3 separate regions of the Homo sapiens genome follow, and regions 1 and 2 are each linked to region 3. Evidence: chromatin contacts called from ENCODE Hi-C or POLR2A ChIA-PET data. All regions are on one chromosome and are shown on one strand. Each heading gives the region's core, a stretch centred on a gene start or an enhancer-like site at or near the end of the contact. The rest is flanking DNA. Distances are from core to core; before and after follow the strand shown. Region 1 holds the start of MCOLN2 (mucolipin TRP cation channel 2). Region 2 holds the start of LMO4 (LIM domain only 4). Region 3 holds the start of GFI1 (growth factor independent 1 transcriptional repressor).

Region 1 (3,027 bases), core at 85-2,584, 7.5 Mb after region 3:
TCTAAGATTCACGAACGGCGACCGATTGTCTGTTCGATTTCCCACAGGCGTCTTCCTTTCGTGCACCAAGAGGGAAAAGCAACGGCGGCTGCAGCAGGGCGCTGGGGTTACGAGTCCAGCCCTGGGGCCGTGCGCCCTCCCTCCGCGCCCGCCGGGCCACGCTGACGCTCCCTCCCGGCTCCCTGCCTTTCATCCCGACGCGGGCGCAGGGCAACTCGCTTTTCCTATTCCTTGCGCGCCGGTCGCACTTTCTAACATCTCAGAAATATGGCCCTTGTCACAGACTTTCATGATCGTGCACTTTAGAGAAAAGCCAGAATGAATGAACTTGTCAGTTTAATGTGAAGTCCTCAAGGGAAAGGACCATGTCTTTGTCATCCCAGAGACCACAGTACCCAACGGTCGGCTTGGCTCTCAGTGAGTGTTTCCCTAAGCATCAAAACAGGAATGACCAAAGCAACGGACAAATTAATGCATGTGGAAACAAGAAATGAATGCATGAGAGAGTGAAGAAAAGAAGGGGCCAGGCGCAGCGGCTTACACCTGTAATCCTAGCACTTTGGGAGGCGGAGGCAGGAGAATCGCTTGGGTCCAGGAGTTCAAGACTGCAGTCAGCAGTGATCGCAGGTCAGGCGACAGAGTGAGACCCGGTCTCACCACCACCCCCCCGAAAAAGGCAGGAACCCCAGAGGGCCGGGAGTGCCAGGTGCGGCCGCCCGGGAGCGGTGTGGAGGGTGCGTGGGCCACTTTGCCGCAGGGCCCACCGCCCGGGTCCCTCTGTAAGGCGCTTCTCCGGCAGACACCCCGAGCCAAAGCGGGCCGTACCGCAGCGTTGGGCACTTGGGTGGAGAGTGCAAGGGCGGCGGGCCTGCGCCCAGACAGGTGTAGCCGTCCCACGCTAGGTGTCCTCCTGCCGCTCCCTGGCCGCGCCATGCCTCGAGGCATGGAGGTGCTGGACCTGCCGGTGTGCAACCGCGCCTCGGGCCTGTCCTGGGGGCCGCACCACAGGTCAGTGCCCCACGGCGCCCTTGGCGTGCCCCACGCCTCCCTGGGGGCCCCACCGCCGCCCCCTTTTGGGACTGCTTACTTCCTCGGCTCTTCTCGCGCGCGCCTCGGTTCCATCCCCTACGGCCCCCACCCCGCCTCCGCGTCGCCGACCCCCTTCTCCGGGAGCGCGGGGAGGCTGGTCCGCTGAAGCGTGGAATAAGTCCCCTAGGACCCCAACTGGGGAAGCTCCGGTCCCCGGTAGGAGGCGGCGGGGCGGGGCGGGGCGGGGCAGCCCCTTGGGGGCGGGGCGGGAGCGCCTGGCCACGCGCCGCATCCTGCAGGGTGCACACAGAGCCGCCTTTCAGCCGCCCGAGAACTGCCCGCCGCACTCCACGACTGCGGCGCCTGCTCTCGGGCCGGGGTCTGCGCGCACCACGCGGCCGGCAGAAAGGGTAAGAGAAGGGAACCCCGCTTTGCAGGGCTCCAACTTCGGCGGACGCGTTACGGCGAGGGCGAAATGAGTCGGCCGTGAACGGTGTTTCCTGTTCCGAATCCCGAGAGCCCTGGAAAGTTTTGAAGGAGGAGGCATGGCCCGGCAGCCTTATCGTTTTCCCCAGGCAAGGATTCCGGAGAGAGGATCAGGTGTTTTCAGGTTAACCGTCAGGTGAGGAGTCTGGGCTTCATCTTTCAGGATGCTGGACTGGAGAAATCTTCCTAAAGTCGATGGCTTTACTTTCGTAGACTAGAGCTTGCTTGCTGCCTTGGGAATGCTTATATTAACTGCTTGCAGTTAGTTAAATAAGGCTAGGCTGTGCCTTCCAGAACAAACAGGCCTTTCCCTCAGGTGGGAGGGTTGTAGTGTGGCTAACCCCAGTTCCTCGGCCTTTATGAAAAGGCGCACAGTTCAGCCGGTTGGCGCTGCCAGCGGGCCCCTCCTCCGTGGTCAAACCTCCAGCCACCCCAGCACAGTTGAGCCAAAGTTGTGAGTACAAACAGACCTTGGCTCCCCCGTTTCCTGCTCTCCAAACATATATATATATATATATATATATATATATATATATATGAAATATATACGTATGTGTAAGTGTGTGTGTCTCTGGTTGAACGGTACTTGTGGGAAACAAAATTGTGTGTCATTGTAAACTGAGAATGGAAGAAAAGGTTAGTAAGAGAAAGGTGGGAGAGGTTTCTTATGGGTGTCAGGATGTAGACTCTGATATTTTATGTAGAGGGAACCAACTACGTAGTTCTCCCCAGAAATGGGATGTGGGTTTCACTCTCAGGAGCTGCTCATCACCTTTGTGATGTGCTAACCAAAATCGCACAACTTTTGGGAAATTTGATAGCTTTCCCCTATTGAGTCAGAAGTTTCTTGAGACTTTAGCCTGTCTTCCTCTTCATACCTTAAGAGGAGTCAAACTCCCGTTGCCGTGAACTTTCCACAGGCACACCCTTCTCCTTTAGAAAACCGTTCATAGGTCAGTTTCTGTGGCCGGAACTCTAAAAACGACACATTTTCCATACAGAGGCCATCATAATACCAATTTTATTTAACCTCCTGTAATAAAAAATGAGTGAATCCTAATAAAGTGTTTGAGGTAGCCACATTCTTTTCTGTGAAGGAGGAACATATCAAAAGTGTTTTTTTTTAAAAAAATAGAGTAATAGATATAAAATATTTTAATGAAGCAAGTGAGAAGAACTGAGAGACATAGTTTGAGCAAAGGGGCACGAAATACAGAACTGAAAGTCAAGAATGATCATATTCACAAGCTGATCTCTTTGGCTATGTCTCTGTCAGTGAAGTGAAACCTAGAACAAGACAATTTTAAAACCGGCGGAAAAAGAGATGGCTTCTTGTGACTATAGCTTTCAAAGTAAAAGTAGTGGCCAAAGAAAACTCTTCTGGCTGTAAAAGTAAAAGTGGACTTTCCTGAAGCTGGGCTGTTTTCTTTAAGGCCTAGGGTCTAAGTTCCGTGTGTCAGTTCTGAAGAATTAAATCACTCTTTAGTGAGCTCTTGTGTCACATGTTAAGGG
Region 2 (3,493 bases), core at 665-3,164, 5.2 Mb after region 3:
CAATTAAGCAGCCTGTATTGTCTTTGTCCTCTGTAAGCTGAGAGTGTGGGCTCCCCCTGAGGCTCCCGGCTATCTGCTCAAGACATTCAGCTGATACCTCAGAAGAAGGCGAACTTTGCCTGTACCCGGCCCAACTTGGCTGCTGCAAAAAAAACGAGGAAGGAACGAAACAAGGACTCGGGTTCCTTAAATAGGCCGATTTTAAACACATTTCCTCCGAAAGAGTCCCGGAACGTGTGTCCAGTGACCGCACAATAAACCAGAATAAGAACTGCACCAATTAAGCTGTAACAAAACCCTGAGACTTTGGAAACAGGACCACTCTAAAACCCATTAGCATTGCATTTATCCGAATGCATCATACCTTTATGTAAATTGATTTATCTGATGCATTTACTCGAGGAATTGCTTTTTGTTACAATTTCAGCCCTAACCCAAATGAATCTGCATTTCCTGCCCTAGATCTTTAAACTGTTTCCCCCAACGTTTTAATCGCTCCGAATTCCTTTTTAAAAGGAGAGTGAGGGAGGAGATTCCAAGCTCTTCCCCGCCCCCATCTTTAGTGAGAGGTAAATATATATGTATTTTTTTTTTGAAAAGGAAACATTACACTGAGAAAAGCATCCAGTAACCCCATTAGCTAAAGCTCTTAAGGACAAGCAATACCTTAATGCTGATTAAATCTAAAAGAGATGAATCAAGAAGACTGACCAGAAACTGACTCCCCTGATAACTAAGGACGGGCCCTCATCAAGTTTCATTTAGAGTTGGAAAAAAAAAAAAAAAAAAGAAAGCTTTTAAGTTAAATAGGCTTATACTCTAGTAATTACATAGCCAAGCAATTTAGGTCCTGGGATAGTCAGTGAAATAGAAAGCAGAACTGGCAGCTAGAGGCAAAATCTGCCCCCCTTTAACAACGTCTCTGGTGTTTTTTAATGGAGACCAAGGGAGGGACAAACGTAACGCTGGCAATTTGTAGTACAAAAATGGATGCTTAATTCATGTCTTGATTTTAATTAGGTGATTCACCGTATTTCTCCTGGATTGGAACAAAAGACTTATAAGCCAAGAAGAATTTTTTTAAAAGAACCAGCAATACCGAATCCTGCTCACTTAGATCCTTCCTGCCACTGTTTCAAAAATAGTGTTTACTAGAAGGGAGGGGGGGTATCGTGACTATCCCCACCCCCACCCCCCCAAACACACTACTTCTCATACTTAAAATCCTCATCTAAGCACCCCTTGCCTTTCCCTTATGAACTAGAAATATCCCCACCCCCTCTACGGTCCCCACCAGCCCCGTTTCCAAGAAGAGCCCTTTTGTAAGCAGGAACCGCTACAAAGCTGGCGGCCCGGGGCTGCCCTCCGCGCTAGCTCGCAGGCCGGCCTCGGTAGTTTCAGACTCGCGCTTTATCTAAGCCGACGTATTGTTTACTTGCAATTTGGGACGGTCAGGGGAAGGAAGCCAAAGAAAACAGCCCTGGCCCGAATCGACCCCCTCCCTCCCTCTCCCACCTCCCGGCCCGCGGCTCTCCACCCGCCCCCTTACCTGCTTTTCCCCTATATTGCAATATTGCGAGAGGCGGCGGCGGTGAAATGCGAGCGAAGCCGCTCGGCTTCCAGGGAAGGGGCGCCTGGGCTGGCGGAGCTGGAGGGAGGGAGGGAGTTCTCGCAGAAGCAGGAAAGGGGAGGAGGGGGCTAAGGGCGGCTTTTTTTTTTTTTTTAAATCGCGTTGCTCTGGGGCGGGTTGGGGGGCCCCCGCGTAAGTGCCGGGCGGCCGGGAGCAGAAGTGTCAGTCTCAGTCTTCGTCCTTCTCCGCCTCCGACTGCGCGCGAGCAGCTGCAGGAGCCCTCGGCCCGCGCGGCGCGGCTTCAGGCGCGGCGCAGCGGCAGCAACTGCTGCAATCGCTGCTGCAAGTTTGGCAATGTGGCTTCACTTTGTATATTCCCCCGCCCGGGGGCCCCCGCCCCCGCCCGCGCTCCTCCCGCTCCTCCTCCTCCTCCGCCGCCGCCTTCCTCCCTCCCGCGCGCTCGCTCGCTTGCTCGCTCCGGGATGGCAGCGGCGGCTCGGCTGAGCTCCCTGCACCTCCGGCCGGGAGCAGTCGCAGACACAACAGCCCCGGGAGCGGCGGCGGACGGTGCGGAGGCCGGCAGGCAGGCGCACCCAGGCGTCGGGGGCTGCGGCCGGCCGGGCCCGGCGCGCTGGAGCCTGCGCCGCTGCCGGGGCTGTTGCTGCCCGGCTCGGAGGCGGCGGCGGCGGCGGCGCTGGCCTCTAGCCGGCTCGCTCGCTCCCTCCGCGGCTCTTACACATGTGTTACTGACAGAGCAAAATCCCAACTACTCCCCGGCTCTGCCTCCGACGTCAGCGACCCTCAGCCACTGGGCGGCCGGATTGTTCAGGCGGAATAATAAAACCTGCCAATCCGGGGAAGGACAAAGGGATGACTGAAACGAGACTCGGGGGGCGGGAGAGAGAGCGAGGCGGCAGAGCTGGCCGACAGAGGAGAAGGGAAGGGCCCGAATCAGGTGGGGTGAAGTGACCCGGGCGCCTGGGGCCGGGGACCCGCTTGGGCTGCCCTTCGCGACCCGGGATCCGGAGTCGAGACGCAGGGCGGGGCCTCACCTGCCTTCTCAGCGCACGGGGACCCTGAGGACCCGCGCCCGCTCGCCCCTCGGGGACTGCCATCCCCTCTATCTGAGAGGAGACCCTTAGGAAACTTACCATCTTTCTCAGAAATGGGTCTCTTCCTGTTTGGGAAGATAAGTCCTGCATCTTAGGGCAGTGGACTTCTATCCCCTCACGCACAAGCACACAGAAGAGGATTTTTGTTGTTGTTTCTTTAATTCACGATATTGGAGATTTATGAACCGTAGTGGAAGCTTAGTTAACAAGGTAGAAACATAAAGGAAATAATAGTTGCTAGCTAAATACTGCCTACTTAGCCTCCCTCATACTCCCATTTTTCCGAGTTTGAAAGTGCCTAGCAGGCATTTCCTGGATCCTTGTCAATTGCTGGTGATGTAGGGAGCACAGTCCTTATTTTCAAAGTTGACGAAAACTTAAGGGAGAAAGCCTTTCCCGACTACCCTCCTCACTGTGGAGGATGAGAGGCGGAAATTCTCACAGCCCCCAAAAGCAATGGAAGTAATTGCAAGATTTGCAATCTCACAGCCTCTAGAGAGTAAGAAATGTCACTTCTAGTATAAATCAAGTTTTGAGGAATGCTTTTAGGGTGCTAGCCTGAGAGTCTTTTTCCAAGGCCGAAGCACAGCCTAGATGCTTGAATACCTAGGCATTCGACTTTATCTACTCTGCCAAATAGGTTAAATAAATCTCCAGACTGAGGCTAATATTAGGCCTGATTATTGTTAGTAAGTTCCAGAGAGATTTTTCTGGTGGAAATTATCATGAAAGTGCAAAGCCCTTCTGCTAAGTATCATTAAGTAAAACCAGCCTTGTGGGGCAAGTTTTCATATTGTGTTACACACAGTAC
Region 3 (3,073 bases), core at 512-3,011:
TAGCAGGAAGTCAGAGATGGGTTCATTGTATCGTTATTTCTAGTCCTAGCTCTTCACTGTCCTTGGCAAGGTTCTTAACCTCTCTGGGTTCCCCTCTTCTTACCTTTCTCCTATTCTTCCCCAAGTGTGGGAGTCACACTTCAACACTATACACCCGGGAGTGTTGTGTTGTTAAAAAGTATTGTTAAATACTTTTTAAACGTGTTGAATACTTGTTAAATACTTTTTAAATGTGTATTTATTTATTTGAGTTAGTACTACATACACATGGTTCAACATGTAAAAGACATAAAGGGAAATTCAGTGCCATCTCCCTCCCACCTGCTCCTTTCTGCGTGTCCCTGTTCCAGTTCTCAGTTTTCTTTTTCAAACTCAGAAATCCCAAGAGTCTGTGAAGGGCAAATGAAAAGCAAAATGACTAGACTAAATCTGAATGAAAGGGATTTATTCTAAGGTGATACTGCTCACTGCTCAAGGTGCTTATCTGCCCCCTTCATGGGCTCCCTCAAGTTTTCTGAGACTTCAAACAGCAACACTCAACTAAACTATAAAATAGTCACAGCACCTTTTCGAGAAATTTTGACTTTGAACTTGCTAATATGCAAAGGAAATAGTCCAACCATTTCTCTAGAACTTGGTTGATAAGAAATTTTATTTTGTCCCATTTATAATTTTATTCTAAAAATTTGTTTTTTTCTGCTATCGAGTAGGAGAGAAGGGAATAAGGGAAAGATTTGTTTTTGCACTACTGTGAGATTTTTATACCTTAGGCCAGGACAAAGCACACAAGAAATAAAATATTAACAAAATGTCCTTAATTTTCCTTTCTGACCAAAATTGCTTGCCTCTGCATTTATATATAAAGAAGGGATGTGTTGAGCAAATGAAGGAGGACAGCTAGGCAGACAAGATTTGCCCAGCGCCTGGCATACAATAGGGGCACAGGTCATTGCTTAACAAAACGTATAATTTATTAATACATGCTCGAAGCACTGCTATACTAACCAAATATTCCCTGCAAAATTTTAAATTTACAGTGCAAAATAAGAATAATTTAAAAACTGTTTCTAGAAAAAGAGCTTTAAGGGCTTCCCCCCCCATAACAATTTAAGATTAACCTAGAACATGGTAGTTATTTTGCAAGAACTGGGGAGCACCACTCTCTTCTCCTTGTGCATGTCTGACATTGGAGGCCTATTGTGCACGAAGTTGTGATCAAAATCCAAGTCAATTCATTTTGAAAAGTAACATGACTACAACATCCATCCACTCCAATGAGCAAAGGGTGTAGGCTTTGAGTATACACAGCAGGCCACACACTATGGGTCATGGCATACAGTCTAGCGTTGGAGGTTGCTGCATTTGTTCATGTATCTATGAGTTAGGTTTTAAGTTTTTTCCCCCTGTTCTATTAATATAATTAATTAGTTAATTAACCCCACTCATTCATTTACTCAGTCCACAGCCTTTTGTTAAGAGCCCGCCTAGGACATAAAGATGAAGATCCAGTGCCTACCCTCATGAAACATAGAATCCGAGCGAAGAAGGCTTACTTTGCAATAGTCATCCAAGTGGTGCTTTTATGGCGCTTTACTGCTCCCGCCAACACCCAGTGCCTGGGTATGACCTCAGGCGGTGGCAGAGCCCGCGTGCGAGGTCCCGCTCTCCCTGGCTTGCCCCGGCAGGGCGGAGTCAGCCTAGCAGCCGCCGGCGCTGCCCCCGCGCGGCCTTTAATTTTGCAGCTCCGACCACCGGAAATTAGTCGAAGGCTGAGCGGACCCGGTCGAGAGCCGGCGAGCTCCGCGCAGGGAGGGTGCGCCCACCGGTCCCGCCGGGCGCCCGCGGGACGCGCCGCCAGGGCCCTCTCCGCCGGGGGCTCGGCGCTCGCCCACCTCTTCCAAATTTAACCATTACCTAAATCCGAAGGGAAATGAGCAAACCTCTCGGATTGGGTGTCAAGGTATTTTCAGCCTCGTTGGGCGTATTTATCCCCAAGTGTTTCCACAACAAGCTATTTCGGGGCCTGCGGGGCAGGTTTCGCTCTGCGGACGCCGTGGCCACTCGCCGGGCTCCAGGCCGGCGGCACCGCGGGCCGGTGATTCACGGTCCCGACCCGGGGGTGGTGCAGCCCTAGGAGGCGGCGGGGTCGGGGGTGGGGGGGGCGGGTGACCGAGGCCTGAGGGGCGGGGAGGGTCCTCGGAGCGGGGCGCCCCCCACCCCTCTCTCGCCAGTCAATCTGTGTCCTCAATCTGTGGCTTCTCTCGCTGCGGAAGTCTCCCTGGAGCCAAGAATAGTTCATTTTCTTTCAAGTCATTTCTAGTGCCTAAGTGTCCGGACCTCCAATTTCCCCCATCCCCTGCCGACCCACAGGGAGAGAACTGGGAGGACTACTAAGGGGCGCGCGGGACGGGCTGGAAAGGCCAGGCCCCCCACCGCCTGGCCACTTGCGCAAAGGAGCGCGCCCGGCCGCCCGACGGGGGTTGGGAGCAGGTCTGGGAGGGCTATGCGAGCGACTCAGTAACGCTCAGGAAGTGAAGCTTGTGGTTTTGGGGGCTGAGCTCGGAAGGAGAATTTTTTTTTTTTTTAAGTCAGAGAGATAGAGCGGTCTCTCCCGAAAGCAAGATTCCGTTTGAAAACTCTCCTAGCGCGGTGCCCGCGCCGTGACTCCGCAGGTAGGTCCGCCGAGCCTGTTCTGCGCCTCCTGCCCTGGTGGGGGCGGCCGCGGGGACTCGCAGAGCACTGGCACTGCGGGGGCGATCAGAGGGCGCGGGCGGTTTCCCACCTGCTGCGGACCGCCGTGCGGGAGCCCAGAGAGCTCCGGCAGCTGGGTTAGGGCGCGACCCGCGCAGTGTGACTGGAAATCTGGAGCTGGGGGCGCGCAGCAGGCGGTCTGGTGGTTCGGCAGGGGAGCCAAATCCACCAGGGAAGGAAACATCTGGTGGGGAGGCGGCGGCAGCTGCGCTCGGGAGGACGCCCCCTTAGCGCCCTCGGCTCCCTCCTTCCTGGGCCCGGACGGTGAGGAGAGGCCTGAGCGCGCGGAGGGGCCGCCCCACCTCCCGCGCCAGCTGCAGCG

Evidence for each region. A loop is a pair of places that touch in the nucleus more often than their neighbours do. ChIA-PET counts read pairs that join two places held with the same protein, here RNA polymerase II (POLR2A). Pooled maps may share reads with other maps.
Region 1: a map with no recorded cell type shows a loop between it and region 3 (7-fold over the local background). The contact joins the promoter of MCOLN2 here to the promoter of GFI1 in region 3. A Hi-C loop is called at or near these places in 1 of 37 single-sample maps with no recorded cell type and 1 of 50 pooled maps. POLR2A ChIA-PET finds 5 or more read pairs at or near these places in 1 of 52 experiments (activated T-cell).
Region 2: a map of naive thymus-derived CD4-positive, alpha-beta T cell shows a loop between it and region 3 (16-fold over the local background). The contact joins the promoter of LMO4 here to the promoter of GFI1 in region 3. A Hi-C loop is called at or near these places in 2 of 168 maps with a recorded cell type or tissue (CD4-positive, alpha-beta memory T cell and naive thymus-derived CD4-positive, alpha-beta T cell) and 7 of 50 pooled maps.

Annotation. Positions count from the first base shown.
Region 1 is chr1:84,995,420-84,998,446 of GRCh38, reverse strand. MCOLN2 (mucolipin TRP cation channel 2) reads left to right here and starts at 1,334. Exons shown (of 14, transcript NM_153259.4): 1 at 1,334-1,651. The coding sequence starts at 1,575. RefSeq lists enhancers at 1-471, 2,792-2,851 and silencers at 1,042-1,331, 1,942-1,991.
Region 2 is chr1:87,327,301-87,330,793 of GRCh38, reverse strand. LMO4 (LIM domain only 4) reads right to left here and starts at 1,914. Exons shown (of 5, transcript NM_006769.4): 1 at 1,550-1,914. RefSeq lists enhancers at 1-70, 1-1,285, 851-1,426, 1,427-2,004 and silencers at 850-939, 1,863-2,292, 2,543-2,712.
Region 3 is chr1:92,485,613-92,488,685 of GRCh38, reverse strand. It overlaps GFI1 (growth factor independent 1 transcriptional repressor), which reads left to right and starts at 1,761. Exons shown (of 7, transcript NM_005263.5): 1 at 1,761-1,960. RefSeq lists enhancers at 1,555-1,604, 2,505-2,654, 2,577-3,073 and silencers at 1,725-1,934, 2,025-2,134, 2,755-2,804, 3,005-3,073.